Regions from separate parts of the Homo sapiens genome. Here region 2 is linked to region 1. Evidence: read pairs that join two places in POLR2A ChIA-PET (ENCODE). Cell type or tissue: Panc1. All regions are shown on one strand. Each heading gives the region's core, and the rest is flanking DNA. Links, peaks and the distances in the headings are about the cores only.

Evidence for each region. Peaks named below come from ENCODE experiments on the same cell type or tissue, not always from the same donor. Only the 100,000 strongest peaks of a DNase experiment are listed, where the experiment ranks them.
Region 2: POLR2A ChIA-PET joins it to region 1 with 5 read pairs; 3 of 35 experiments call an interaction of 5 or more read pairs at or near these places.

The regions. Positions count from the first base shown.
Region 1 is chr14:55,115,548-55,124,036 of GRCh38, reverse strand. LOC124903319 reads right to left here and starts at 1,187. Exons shown (of 3, transcript XM_047432036.1): 1 at 838-1,187; 2 at 1-82. The coding sequence starts at 982. In Panc1, for the core only: no CTCF peak of the experiment used is centred there; no DNase peak of the experiment used is centred there; H3K27ac peaks cover 1,514 bases.
Region 2 is chr14:55,354,435-55,359,434 of GRCh38, reverse strand. It overlaps a transcript of FBXO34 not described here. Among named protein-coding and RNA genes, the nearest start is that of ATG14, 55 kb to the left of the region's middle. RefSeq lists an enhancer at 4,803-4,892. In Panc1, for the core only: CTCF peaks have their summits at 4,422 and 4,624 (motif pointing right); a DNase peak (open chromatin) is centred at 4,604.

The sequences.
Region 1 (8,489 bases), core at 1-5,000:
CATGTCAGCCTGGGAGCCAAGCACATTCTGCCATGATAAAGGAAGAGTAGAGCAAGCCGGTCTGCAGAGATGAGTTGAGAAGCTGTACAGAGGGAAGGGACAAGACAGAGAGAGTCCTGCAGTATTTAAATTCCTGAGGCCTGGTCTCACATCTGCATTTGGATTTTGTGTATTGCTCTTGCCCCCACACCCTTCCTCTTTTTTTCCTCAGATTCTGAATCCAAGGAATCCAACCCCAACTTCCCCCAACACTTTTTTTTTTTTTTTTTTGGAGACAGGGTCTCACTCTGTTGCCCAGGCTGGAGTGCAGTGGCGTGATCATGGCTCACTTCAGCCTTGACTTCCTGGGCTCAAGTGAATCTCCCATCTCTGCCTCCCACGTAGCTGGAACTACAAGCGCGTGCCACCATGCCGGGTTAATTTTTGTATTTTTTGTAGAGATGAGGTTTCGCCATGTTTTCCAGGCTGGTCTTGAACTCCTGGGCTCAAGCAATCCATCCACCTCAGCCTCCCAAAGTGCTGAGACTGCAGGCGTGAGCCACCGCGTCCGGCCCACCTCCCCTTTTCGCATCCTTTTTCTGCTCAGGCTTGCTGACGCTTGTCTCTGTCACTTGCCACCAAGGGGCCCTCATACAGAATATAGACCCAAATGGGGCCTCACTGGAGGCCACCTGACTGTGGAGGGCTGGGTCCTGTGTGTGTGCTGGTGGAGACGTGAGCCAGAGAGAGCTGGCTTTCAGTGTTGTCACCATGGTTACTGCTATTTGACTCATGTTGTAGGATTTCCCCACTGAATCCCACACTGCCCACCCACTGATTCCCACACTGCTGGCTTACAACTCAGGGGGAAGTCTTTCCTGGGAAGCTGGGGTTGGGCTGCACCTTCCCTGCGAGGCAGCTCATCCTGGCCCACTGTCAGCTCAGATTTGCCCGGATCCACCATGTTCTGGCCTCCACCTGTGGCATTCTCCAGGACTGTCATCCTGCCTCCTACCTGTCCCTCTGCAGATTCTGTCCTCTTTTCTCTACACCAAAGTCATACTCTTTTTCTCCCCAAGAACAATAGACTTGCTTATATGGATTTCCCCCAGCCTTTTACTAAAACTGGAATAGTCAAAATCCTCTCTGGGCGCTGCCAGCCTGTTATGTTACAGAGAGCAGAGGGAGGAGGCCAGGGCCGCTATTGATAAGCGTCGCCTGCAATGAAGTGGGAGTGTTCACAGTGCAAACTGACCCATGAGGCTTGCCAGGGCTGTGGCAGGGTGGGGTGGAACAGGACTGACAGGCTCCTGTTTCTTCCAGATCTGCACATTGGCAACGTGCCATGAATATTTTCAATATGTCTGCTAGCCAGCAACCATAAATATCTCTGTGGAATGAGCTGGGGAGATCTAGTTTGTGCAGAAAATCAGGGAACGTGGAGGAGGATTTGCCCCTCTCTGCACTTTTGAAGGGCGTGCCATGTGCTTCTGCCAAGGGCAGAACCAAGGTTGCAAACTTCACAGAGAAGCTAAGAGACGTGTAGTTAGGTCTGGCTGTTTACTATAAACTGTGGAAGTCTATTGACTACAAATGCACAATCTAAATCATAGCAAGAGCATGAGGCAGGTAGTTTTCAGAAAAGAGCTAATTCTTTCTCATCCAGGTTGCAAGTCAGAGCTCTCCAAATGCCTCGTTATCATTAGCAGCAATCATGAAATCCTCAGCACTACTGGCCCCTGGTCCTTTGAGAGTAAAGGTCAGAGGTCTTACAATTGAGTAAGAAGTTTCTGTTTGTTCTATACCTAGCATAGAATTACAGATGGGGGAGGAACTAGGCCATATAGGCCATAAAAAGTGCAATTTATGTTTATAGAGATGAGAATGAGCACGATTACATTTAAGTTAACAAAAGCCCTTTCTAGGGGCAAAGGAAAAGTCAGAGCTGGGTAACTGATTCCTGGAGATGTACTGGTATTCAAGAAAGAATTTACCTGCTATGGAGATAGTATTCCAGGAGGTAAACTTTTGTTTATTATCTCCCTTGGAGATAAACAAGTTTCCACTATAACCATTATTAGCACCCAGTGCTCGTTCTGTCTCTGCTGCCAATTCATTCATTCATTCAGTTATTTAACATGTCATCATTCACACATTATCATATCTACTGTCCTCCAGACTTCTGCTCTGGTAGAAGTAGAGGACACAGGCTGGGCACGGTGGCTCATGCCTGTAATGCCAGCATTTTGGGAGGCCGAGGCGGGCGGATCACAAGGTCAGGAATTCGAGGCCAGCCTGGCCAACATGGTGAAACCCTGTCTCTACTAAAAATACAAAAAAAAAAAAAAAAATAGCCAGGCGTGGTAACAAGTGCCTGTAGTCCCAGCTACTAGGGAGGCTGAGGCAGGAGAATCCCTTGAACCTGGGAGACAGAGTTTGCAGTGAGCCAAGATCACGCCACTGCAGCCTGGCAACAGATCGAGAGTCCGTCTCAAAAAAAAAAAAAAAAAAGAAGTAGAGGACACAAAAGTAGGAAAGACATGTTCCCTGCCCCCAAGGATCCCCCAACTGTTGGATCAGACACACACATGAACAACTAACCCCAGTACAATGCAATAACTGCTGGAGTAGAGGAATATTACCCGTGCTATGGAAGGACAACGCGAGGAACACTTCATTCTTCCTGAGAGTTGGGAAAGGTGGGGCAGGCCCGTGGAAACAGCCTGATCAAAGCCAATGAGGATTAGGGTGCGGGTGTGGTAGCAATAAGACTGAACATTGACATTCGGTTTATCATATGCCTGCAGATATTCTGGGCATTTTCTATACTTTAACTCATTTAATGCTCACAACAAACCTATAAGGTAGATCTTCTCATTTTGCTGCTGAGAAAACAGAGTCACAGAGAGTCAAATAACTTAATCAGGGTCACACAACTGGTAAGTGTCAGATTTGGGGTTTGAAACCAGGCAGGAAGGCCTCGAGTCCATGCTGTGAACCACAATGCCCTACTACCTGATCCGGGAGCACATGGGACGTTTGGAGGAAGGGAGGGGTGCTGTAGTCACATTCGCAATGGCCTTTAATGCCATGTGCTTTAACCCAGTAGGAGAAATTTGCCCTAGAGGGATAATGCAAGGGCTGGGTGGGGAAGGGGAAGAGAGACAGAAAGGAGAAGACCAAGAGAGGTTATTGCAACACTCTTAAGAGAGAACCCAGGGCAGTGGCGATGGGACCCGGAGGAGCTTATCTCCATTTGCTTACTGGTGAAGTTTGCAGCCAGATGGCAAATGCCTGGCATGCCTTCCACCACCCAAGGCAGAGGTGATAACAAATCACGCTACTTTTTCTTGCTGAGGTCAGATGCTGCCTCAGAATCTTTCTCAACACAGTGCTCCAGGCAGCCACTTGCCAATCAGTCACAGCTGGTACATTAGATGAAACCTATTTGTCATCTCTCATTGTGACAGACATTTTCAGGTGAACACAATGGCAGACAGAATGTCCCAATAAGGTGAAAAAAAAAATGTAGTCACAGATAACTTGGAAGTTTCTGCTATGGGTCCCTGAATGGAAAGCCATGCTGTGGATGGTGACGGAGAACAGAGAAAGACTGGGTTGGGAGGGAAAACCATGAGGTTTGTTTTGCACATCTTCAGATTTGAAGTCCAACAGGGCATTCAAGAATAATGGCTGACATGAAAACATGGGTCTGAGCTCAGGAGAAACTCAAATTGGAGGTGTAGGGGAGAGTGCCATTGAAGGCTTGAAACTCAGTGCCATCTCCCAGAATGGACAGAAGACAGAACAGGGCCAAGACTGGAACCTGGGGAACACCAGTCCCTATGTGGTGTAAGGAGAAAGAAGAGAGGCTTGTCTGATGGGGGAAGAACTTTTCCAGGTGGAGGCAGTCAGGGCGTTAGACACAGTGGAGAGATCAGGAGCCACAGTGAAGGCTGCGGTGAGGATTCAGTAATGGCGAGGCCTTTGTGGCCAGTCCTGAGACAGAATTTCCAGTAGGTTGGAGAAAGCCAGTGGGTACCAACTTACATGGTTTGTTGGCTAAAAAGAAGGTGAGGAAGGTAAGACTATTTGGAGGCAGGGTTAAAAGGGGAAACCAGAGCATGTTGCTGATTGGGAGGAAGGATCAGGTGAACAGGTTAAGGCTGCAGTTGCAGAGGGACAAGAAGGTTAGGAAGGAATGAGTTAAGAACAAGCAGGATTTCTCCTTGGAAAGAATAGGATTTGTCAGAGTGTCATTTCATATTTATTGGTATGATTCTTACCACTTAATAATAGGGCTCTGTCCTTTTTTGGTCACTCTTTTATCCCCAGTGCCTAGCAAAATACCAGGCACTAAATGAATACATGCCAAATAAAGTGAATAAATGCCAGAACATCTCTTTTTCCTAGATATGAAGGAGTCACCAGCGTCGATGTTCTATTTATTTAGAGACAGGGTCTTTCTCGGTGGCCCAGGCTGGAGTGCGGTGGTGTAATCATAGCTCACTGCAGCCTCAAACTCCTGTGCACCACTTTGCCCAGTCTGCCAATGTCCTTGATGGCAGGAGATGGAGAAAATCACCTTTAGTTGGTGAGAAAGAGGGTGGTGGGAACAGGAGTGAAGGAACTGCTATAGTCATGATCAAATTCCCCAGAATTCATATAAAAGCTACACCAGAATTTTCATTCTTAAAGGCAAAGTAAGGAAGGGAAGGCCATGGTCATTATTTCCTTTAGAAAGACACACTAGAAGTCATGTGACAGGATTTCTGAAGCTCAGTAATTAATAATAGACAGGTACTTCCATTATAATTTTCTCTTCTTTCAAGAGCTAATACCCAAGATAAACACAAAGTAACTAGCCATAATTTCTAGCATTTCTCCTGGGCGGGGTGGAAGCTTCCTAAGATAAATATGTTAAGAGATGTGCTACTTTTTCAAATGCAAGTGTGAACTGGTCTGAAGAAAAAAATGTTCCTTCCACTTGTGTCTTTTTTCCCCTTGAGACTTAAAATTTTTTTAATGTTTTTTCCTTTGCTACAAGCCTGTAAGGAAACAAAATAACATAGCTGTGTGCCAGGAAACACGATAGTGACAGCTACGTCATCACATTCATGCATCTTTGTAATTAAGATGAAATTGATGTGAAAAAAAAGTATTTTTATTCCTTTAGCAATATTAGAGACTCTGTTATTTTGCCTGCTCCTTCTTATCGGCTTTTTGGGATGGGTAGGCATTTTTACACATGAAGAATTTCTGGGTTACCAAGTTCTTTAGAGAGCTCCCTCTAACTGCATCACTCCCTGTTCCTCAGCGTCCCTTCACATTTTCAGCTGTCAGTGAACCCTGGGGCAGGAATCAATCCACCACCAAGGACACAGAACAGGCCACAGGGCTCAGATCTTCTACTACCAGAAGAAATGGAAGCCCTTTTCTTCTTAAGTGTTGTCAGGGAAGTGCTAACTCCTTAACTCTCTCAAAACAAATTTGAAATTCTTAGAGAAAAGGTCTTAGTAAGGAAATCCAGCAAGGTTTTGCCTCAGACTTCGGTTGGCCTTGTGGGAGGCCCCAGTTTGGGTCCCCCCGAAACACCAAGCTGTAGAAGAAGCAGATTCCAAAGAAATGAGTCCCTCATATCCATTGTTTCCTAAAACCAAAATCTGGTAAATCTATTCGTATTGTGGGTTAGGTCTCTTTGTTGTTTTAAAAAAAGGGCGCTGGCAGTTCCTCATATTATCACAATGGAAATCAGATCATGTGCTTCTGTGTTTGGACATCACGGCACCTCCTATTCCTGACTCTGTGGCTTTAGAGGAGTTTATCATGTGGCCAAGCAAAAGAGGTTCCCTGGGGAATCCCTTCTTTCCCTATTGCTACAGATGAGCATGTCCAAGCATATACATAGAGGGTGTTCCCCACAGTTCTAATGCATGTGGGGAAACCATAGATATAACTTAAGCCAAATAGCATGGTTTACTGTCGGCTGGGCAGGAAAGGCTTTCCCAACCTAGAAGAGTTGCCTCAGACCACAACAGAGTCCTGCATCTGAGTGTGAGCCTCTCAGGGCAGATCAAAGCTCCAGGCTCAATTTGAAGTCAAAGGGAGTCTCCTCCGTGGTTGCGCAGGAGGTGGATAGTCTGGCATTAGTCTAAGACACACGTAATAAACCACAGTTCAGCCCTCTGAGCATCATGACATGGCAAGGGAGCTGATGGGGGATGGGGACAAGGGACCAGCCATGGGTGGGGATAGATCCAGTCACCATATCCATAAAGGGCCTCAAATATGGGCTTTTGAGCTATCTGAAAGTGAGGTTATGAACTCAGACGCAGAGGTATACCTACAGGAGGGAAAGGCAATATTCATTATACAATTTTAATTTTAAAAATAAACATTAAAATAAACCACAATTTAAAAATGTTGTTTAGCCCTTTGTACTTTAAAAAAAAAGTTTTTTGAGATGGAATCTTGCTCTGTTGCCCAGGCTGAAGTACAGTGGCGTGATCTTGGCTCATTGCAACCTCTGCCTCCCAGGTTCAAGTGATTCTCCTGCCTCAGCCTCCCAAGTAGCTGGGATTACAGGCATGTGCCACCATGCCCGGCTATTTTTTTTAATTTTTATTTTTAGTAGAGATGGGGTTTCACCATGTTGGCCAGGCTGGTCTTGAACTCCTGACCTCAAGTGATCCACCCACCCCAGCCTCCCAAAGTGCTGGCAGTACAGGCATGAGCTACCGTGCCCGGCCCATTTGTACTTTTTTTTTTTTTTTTTTTAGTATACCTTGTGCCTCAAAAGTGGAATGGGCCAGCCTTCCCTCTGCTTCTGGGTTAGCAAAGGAGCTTTTAGTGAGTGTTAATGAATAAGCAGGACTTATGGATTCTGAATAACCGATGCTCATGGAGAGATTACCAAGGGAAAGTGTTTTACACCCTTTTCCTGGCAGTCAAATGTTCCCTGTTCACCCCAAGAGTATGCTGCTCCAAACAGACCCCAGCCAGCTTCCCCCACCTGTTTCAGGGCTGCCGAAATGACAGTGGGAGCCACACAGATGCAGCAGCTCCAGCCCAGGACTCAGCTTTCTCCTGACACTGCTCCTTGAATGGACGCACTCAGCAACTGAGCCCCTTGACACGTTGGTGGGAGGGACTGGAACGTTTATGGCATATCTGGAGTGCATGAAAAGAAAAATAACAGTGCTGGTTTTGTAACCATGGGACCGGATCAAACCAATTAACCATTGCCTAAGTTGTTACAGCAACAGCTGAACAGCTGTTAGGGTGTTCAGCCTCACCTTCGACCATGTCACACAGTCAAAATTGCCCTGGTACGTGCCATGGGAAGAGTTTAGCCTCCTCATTGTTAGCACCACCTGCATAGCAGACTGGCTGCCATGGGGGACTGGGACTAGTTAGAAATGCCACAAAAGTTTGACCCAACCACCCAGATCCCGGCGACAGAGTTGAATGTTGCCTCCTGTGTCCTTGCCAGTCAACTGGTGATAAGGTTTTTTCTTATCTCAAAAGCCATTGCCACAGTATTGGCTTCTACAACCCTTGCTTGGTAACAGTTTCTTCTGCACCAGAAGGAAGCAAGTCTCATGACTCTTCATAGGTAATGTTTCACCACAGTACTGAGTTCTCACTGCTCCTCAAGGGCTCTGGGATGAAAGACAACAGCACAGTAATGCTGCTGGCTTGCCAGTTCACACTGGCACCAGTTGTTGAAGCTGCGTATCAAGGCTTTCATCTAGAAATGCATTTAGGTTAATGAAATCAGAATATTAACATAACCGGCCACAGAGCTCTAGTATTTAGAAGACAGTTCAGGCCCAGGACACAAAAAAAGTCACCCATGAAGACAGAGAAGCAAACAGTGTTATCCATGGGATGATAACGACGATAATCCCTTTGCAATTCTACCCAACAAAAACCTGTCAAGGCCTGCTCTGTGCAAGCACTGTGCTAGGTCCCAGGAGGAGAGAGAATTTGCATCTGTGCCTTAGAGACCTTGGTGGTAGTTTGGTATCATTCAGAGTTTAGGTTTTGGTGCCAGATGGATGACAAGCAATGGGTTCCATAGAGTACTTTCTTCTTCTTCTTCTTTTTTTTTTTTTTTTTAGTATACTTTAAGTCCTAGGGTACATGTGCACAACGTGCAGGTTTGTTACACATTTACGCATGTGCCATGTTGGTTTGCTGCACCCATTAATTCATCATTTACATTAGGTATTTCTCCTAATGCTATCCCTCCCCCCTCCCCCCCCCCCCAGAGAGCTTTCTAGGGAACCCGTCACACAGCAGGAACTGAGTTAAGAGTAACATCTTTTATTTGCTGTCAGAAGCTCAGCTCTCATCAGCCTCCCACGGATGGCCTCCTGCTCCCAAGTCCCAGTCCCTGGCTGTGTCCCTGCACTGTGTTCCAGCCAGGCACTCACTGCTCAGGCCTGCCCCTTTTACCTTGACACCGTGTCCCTCCTGCTCTCCAGCACACTCATCTGTAGCCAAAG
Region 2 (5,000 bases), core at 1-5,000, 240 kb before region 1:
AAACATAACTTGTATATGCACCAGAAAATTCATGACTTGCTTTATTGCAGTGGTCTGGAACTGTTGGATGGAACGAATTTTATCTAGAGCCTGGTGAACAGCTTCCCAGGTGTGCATTTAGGGCCTCCTAGGGATCATCAAGTTTTAGGAAATAGGTTTCCTTCTTCCACAGGCATGGAGAAGGAAGGAAATTTTGCACTGGCCTTTGGGAAGCTGAAGAAGAGCTGGGGGGAGGCTTGTTCTGACAAAATAGTGACTCTCTCCCTGCTTGAAATGTCCCACAGAAGGCTGTTTCTGGTTCACATTTGCCCCTCTAGGTCCACTCCCTCCCCTTCATCCTGCTCACTGCCAGAGAGACTATGCTGGGAGTGGTGCATCGGTGGTCTCCAGGCCCTTTGAGGCTCAAGGTGTTCATTCCCTGGCTCCTTCCCTGCCATGTCTTTGTTCCTTCCTCCCTCCTTCCCATCCCAGCAACCACCCTCCTCCTTCCACCAGACCTGGGAACCATCATCCCAACCACAATCACCCCGTGGTTCTATTACACGTGTCAGTAGTTCTCAACCCCACCTGCAACTGGAATCACCTGGGAGCTCCCACCCCCAGTGGTTGATTTAATAGGTCTAGGGTGTGCCCTGAGCATTGAGAATTTTAAAAGCTCCACAGTTGATTCTAATGTGCAGCCACTACCCTGCCCACTACTACCCCACCCACTACTACCCCCAACCAGGCAGCTGGGGCCTCTGCACCAGCTCCTGCACATTAGTAGGGCCAATCCTTTGGCCTTCCTGCCCTGCGCCTCTTCATGGGCAAGGAGTTTGAAGGATCAAGGGGGCAGGCACTGTTCCAGAATCTTTGTTCTCCTTATAAACCATTACCTAGGTTCCCAGAACCTCAGGACCTCCAGCCCTTCCCCAGCTTTGTCCTCCAGACAGATCCCTTCGTCCTGAGAAGTGGCTGAGGCGTGGCTCAGTACAGAGGGTGGGAGGATGCTGGAGGGGATGTGCTGCAGGAGGGCTCTCTGTGTTCCTGCCATGGGCCCTGCAAATACTGGGAAGGGCTTGTCCCTATATCTACACCCTTATAATAAATCCTTGAATTTACTCATTTCAAGTGTGCAGCAGTTTCCTTTCAAGACCCTGCATGGAGCACAGACTTAGAAATCTGAGGGGCCTAAAGCCAAGACCACTGGCCGTGGAAAAGGAAAAGTTCACGAGAGGTCCCAGCTTAGGCACTAGGGCAGCCAAGTCATCTCTGCTTAGGAGAGAAAATAAGGGCTGGTAGAGAAAGGGTATTGCTCAAGACAGGCCACACACCCTGTAGCAGAATCATGCTGCGTTGTCTGTATAGGGGAGGATTGGTGAGGAAGGGCAGAGTGAAGGCCAACAGTTCGGTCCCAGAATAGGGAAGGGTGGGTGGGCCAGGCCTGGCTCCAACCCTACCCTTGAACCAGACTGCAAACACTCAAGTTATGCAAATAGATTATCCAGCCTCACAGTGGAGAGGGAACAGATACAATTAAATACAACCTTGCTTTCCATTTTACTCATGTTTGGCAACTAATTGATTTTTTATTTTTTATTTAACTAATTGATTTTTAGTTTTTTAAGAACTTTATCAACATCTTCATATTTTTTGAGACAGGGTCACCCAAGCTGCAGTGCAGTGATGCAATCATGGCTCACTGCAGCCAACTTCCTAGGCTCAAGCTGTCCTCCTGCATCAGCCTCCTGAATAGCAGGGGCTACAGGTGTGTGCCACCATGCCTCACTCATTTATTTTTTGTACAACGACAGAGTCTCACTTTCCTACCCAGCCTGGTCTCAAACTCCTGAGCTTAATGATTTTTCCACCTTGGCCTCCTAAAGTGCTCGGATTACAGGCATGAGCCCTTCATACTTCTTAATAAACAGATCTGAGACTTCAGTACCAGTATGTAAAGGAAAAGTCCACCTTAATTCAAAAAGAATGAGAGGGGGGTCCCAAAAGGAGTTTGTTCTGAGGCCTGTTCTCTGCTCACTGAAGGATGCTTGGCTGAGGGGGCCTCTGGGAGAAAGGGTAAAAGGTTTTGTTCTGCTTTGCAGATAGAGGAACATCACCTCTTACATGGGCTGCTGCCACATAAGGGACTGCCATCTCTGCTTCCATTTCAGTTCTTCCCAGACACTGGCTCTGCTCCCCTAAAACTGTTAAGGTCAAACCAACCACCTGGAATGGTGATGCTACCTTACTGTGCTTTTCCTCACATCAGTTTGGTATAAATGCACTGGATGTTACCCAAGGGTTTATAACCACCAATGTTTGCTCTTCCCAAGAGGTTGTGCAAACATCAGCTATGGCCACAAATGACAGGCAGGAAATGACATGTATGTCAGTTGAGACTGCACATCTCCCACACAGGTACCTTGACCAACTCACAAAGATTGCAACACTAGCTTTTTTGAGGAAAAACGGGGATAAAAGCAATCAGATTCCCAGCCTGGGCAACGTGGCAAAACTGTCTCCACAAAAAAATACAAAAATTAGCCAGGCATAGTGACATGCAGCTGTAGTTGCAGCTACTCGGAAGACTGAGGCAGGAGAATCACTTGAGCCCAAGAGGTTGAAGCTGCAATGAGTCGAGATCATGCCACTGCACTCCAGCCTAAGCGAGAGACCCCCATCTCAAAAAAACAGAAACAGCCAGGCACGGTGGCTCACGCCTGTAATCCCAGCACTTTGGGAGGCTGAGGTGGGCAGATCACAAGGTCAGGAGTTCAAGACCAGCCTGGCCAATATGGTGAAACCCCATCTCTAGTAAAAATAAAAAAATAAAAAAATCAGCTGGGCCCACGTGGTGGCGCATGCCTGTAGTCCCAGCTACTCGGGAGGCTAAGGCAGAAGAATCACTTGAACCCAGCAGGCTGAGGTTGCAGTGAGCTGAGATCGCACCACCGCACTCCAGTCTGGGCGACAGAGCAAGACTCCATCTCAAAACAAACAAACCAACCCCAGAAACAATCAGATTCCCCAAGTGTCAGACACTGCACAGTAGAGAATGCCTTTAAACGAGGCATACCCGACATACAGCTAGATAACATCAGCTCTCATTGGTTTAGTCGGTGGTGTACACAAAAGAAGGGCTCGCAGTGTGCAGGCTAATTTCATGTTTTTGTATCAGGCTGTAGATAAAGGAGGACAAACAGCCAGTCTGCTGAGTGAAGAAGGAACGGAGCTATGGAAAATACCTGGGAACACTCACATAAAAACAGTGCCCCAAGCTGGTCCAAAAAGGTTGGCACGAAGGTACTGACAAGTCCAAGTTAGAAGCGGTGATTGGACAAAGCCCAGGAAGGGAACCTCTAGGTCATAACATAACCACCGGCTCAGAGCCTGCTGCTAGGGGAGCTACTACTGGTGCTAACAGAACTGAGGTTATACCAGATGCACAATGAGAGGTACCGAGCAAACCCCACATAGCTGCAGTGGGAGTTTCCACCAAGGATGCTCCCATGAGACCAGCTATGGCCAGAGGACAAGGTCCTCCAAGACCCCTTTACCTCCCTGTCAGGTTTCTCATACTAAACAGAAAATTATGGTATGGCCCAGAGCAGTCAGGTCCTGGAGGCACTCCTCACATTAAAATGGTCACTCGAGAGGAATGCACACATTTTACAGAGTGTGTTGTGTGAGGCACTGTGGGCGATGCCCTCTGAGTTGAGTGCAGTGGGTGGGCAAGCTCCACAGTGGTCCCTCGGTATCTGCAGATGCTCAAGTCTCTGATGGAAAATGGCTTAGTATTTGCATATAACCAATGCATAGCCTCCCATCTACTTTAAATCACCTCTAGATTGCTTATAATACCTAATGTAAACAGTTGTTATGCTTGTATTGTTTAGGGAATAATGACAAGAAAAAAAGTGTGTATGTTCAGTACAAACACAATGTTTTTTTCTGAGTATTTTAAATCTGAGGCTGGTTGAATCTGCGATGCAGAACCTACAGATGGGGAGGGCCAAAGATACGGTGACAGACAAGAAGAGGGGCATGTGGTGGCAGATGTGCAGAGGGCGCTGAAAGGCACCCAGCCAAGCAGGGGCATAGGGTTGGGTTCCAAAAGAGGTATCTCCTAAGCACAGAGCCACCAACGTGCTTAGGGTTTGAACAGTCCTCTCGTATGTCTGTTTTAACCTGGAGTCATTTAAGAGAGCCTAAAAAAGCAAATGTTACTCTTACCTGAGCCCCTCCTTAGCTTTCAATTCACTCCTTCCTTGGGTCTGGACCATCCACTGGGCAGGGGAGAGGTGAACCACTCCAGGAATAGGAGCAGCAGCTCCCTGACTCCTCCTCTAGTTTCCCTGGTTCTGGTTTTTGCTTCAGATGATCAAGTAAGGGCTTGAAGTAGGAGGTAGGAGAGAAAAAAACTAAGCCAGGTGTACTGAGTCCCTGAAGAAAAGCTGAGGGGGGAGGTTTTCTCTTTTTTGGTGGGGGCAGGGGTGCAGTGGGGAGAGGCTAGGGTGCTGGTGCCCACACTGACACACTATCATGTCCTTTCTTGAATTCTGTGATCCTACAGCAATGCAGGAAAGCAGGTAGTGCGGCACACTACTGGAGACATTTTAAAAGCCTGCTGTTTTCACCAGCTTGGCACTAGGGGGCCCTGAAGAACAGCATCTTTCACCTAAGAGGAAAGCTACACTTGCCTAGAAATGAAGCCCTGGGAGGGGGTGTCCTCTGATGCCACCTGCTAATCCTCCACCTTTCATGCAGACAGCACCGGGAACCAGGTCCTGCCACATAGTTCAAAACAGATAACCGGCGATTTCTGAGGGACCCAAGTACTGCATGCCAACTGGGGCTGGGACATACTTACTGTGCCCTCTGCTCTTGGTCACTTTAACCCCTCACGCAGTCACAGCTTTGTGTCCCACATGAAAACCAGATCAAGAGTGGCTGATCTGTGAAAACCAACCAAGAGAGTTGTTTATCCAGTGTCCAGGCTGGGCCAGTGTAGAGCCATAGTC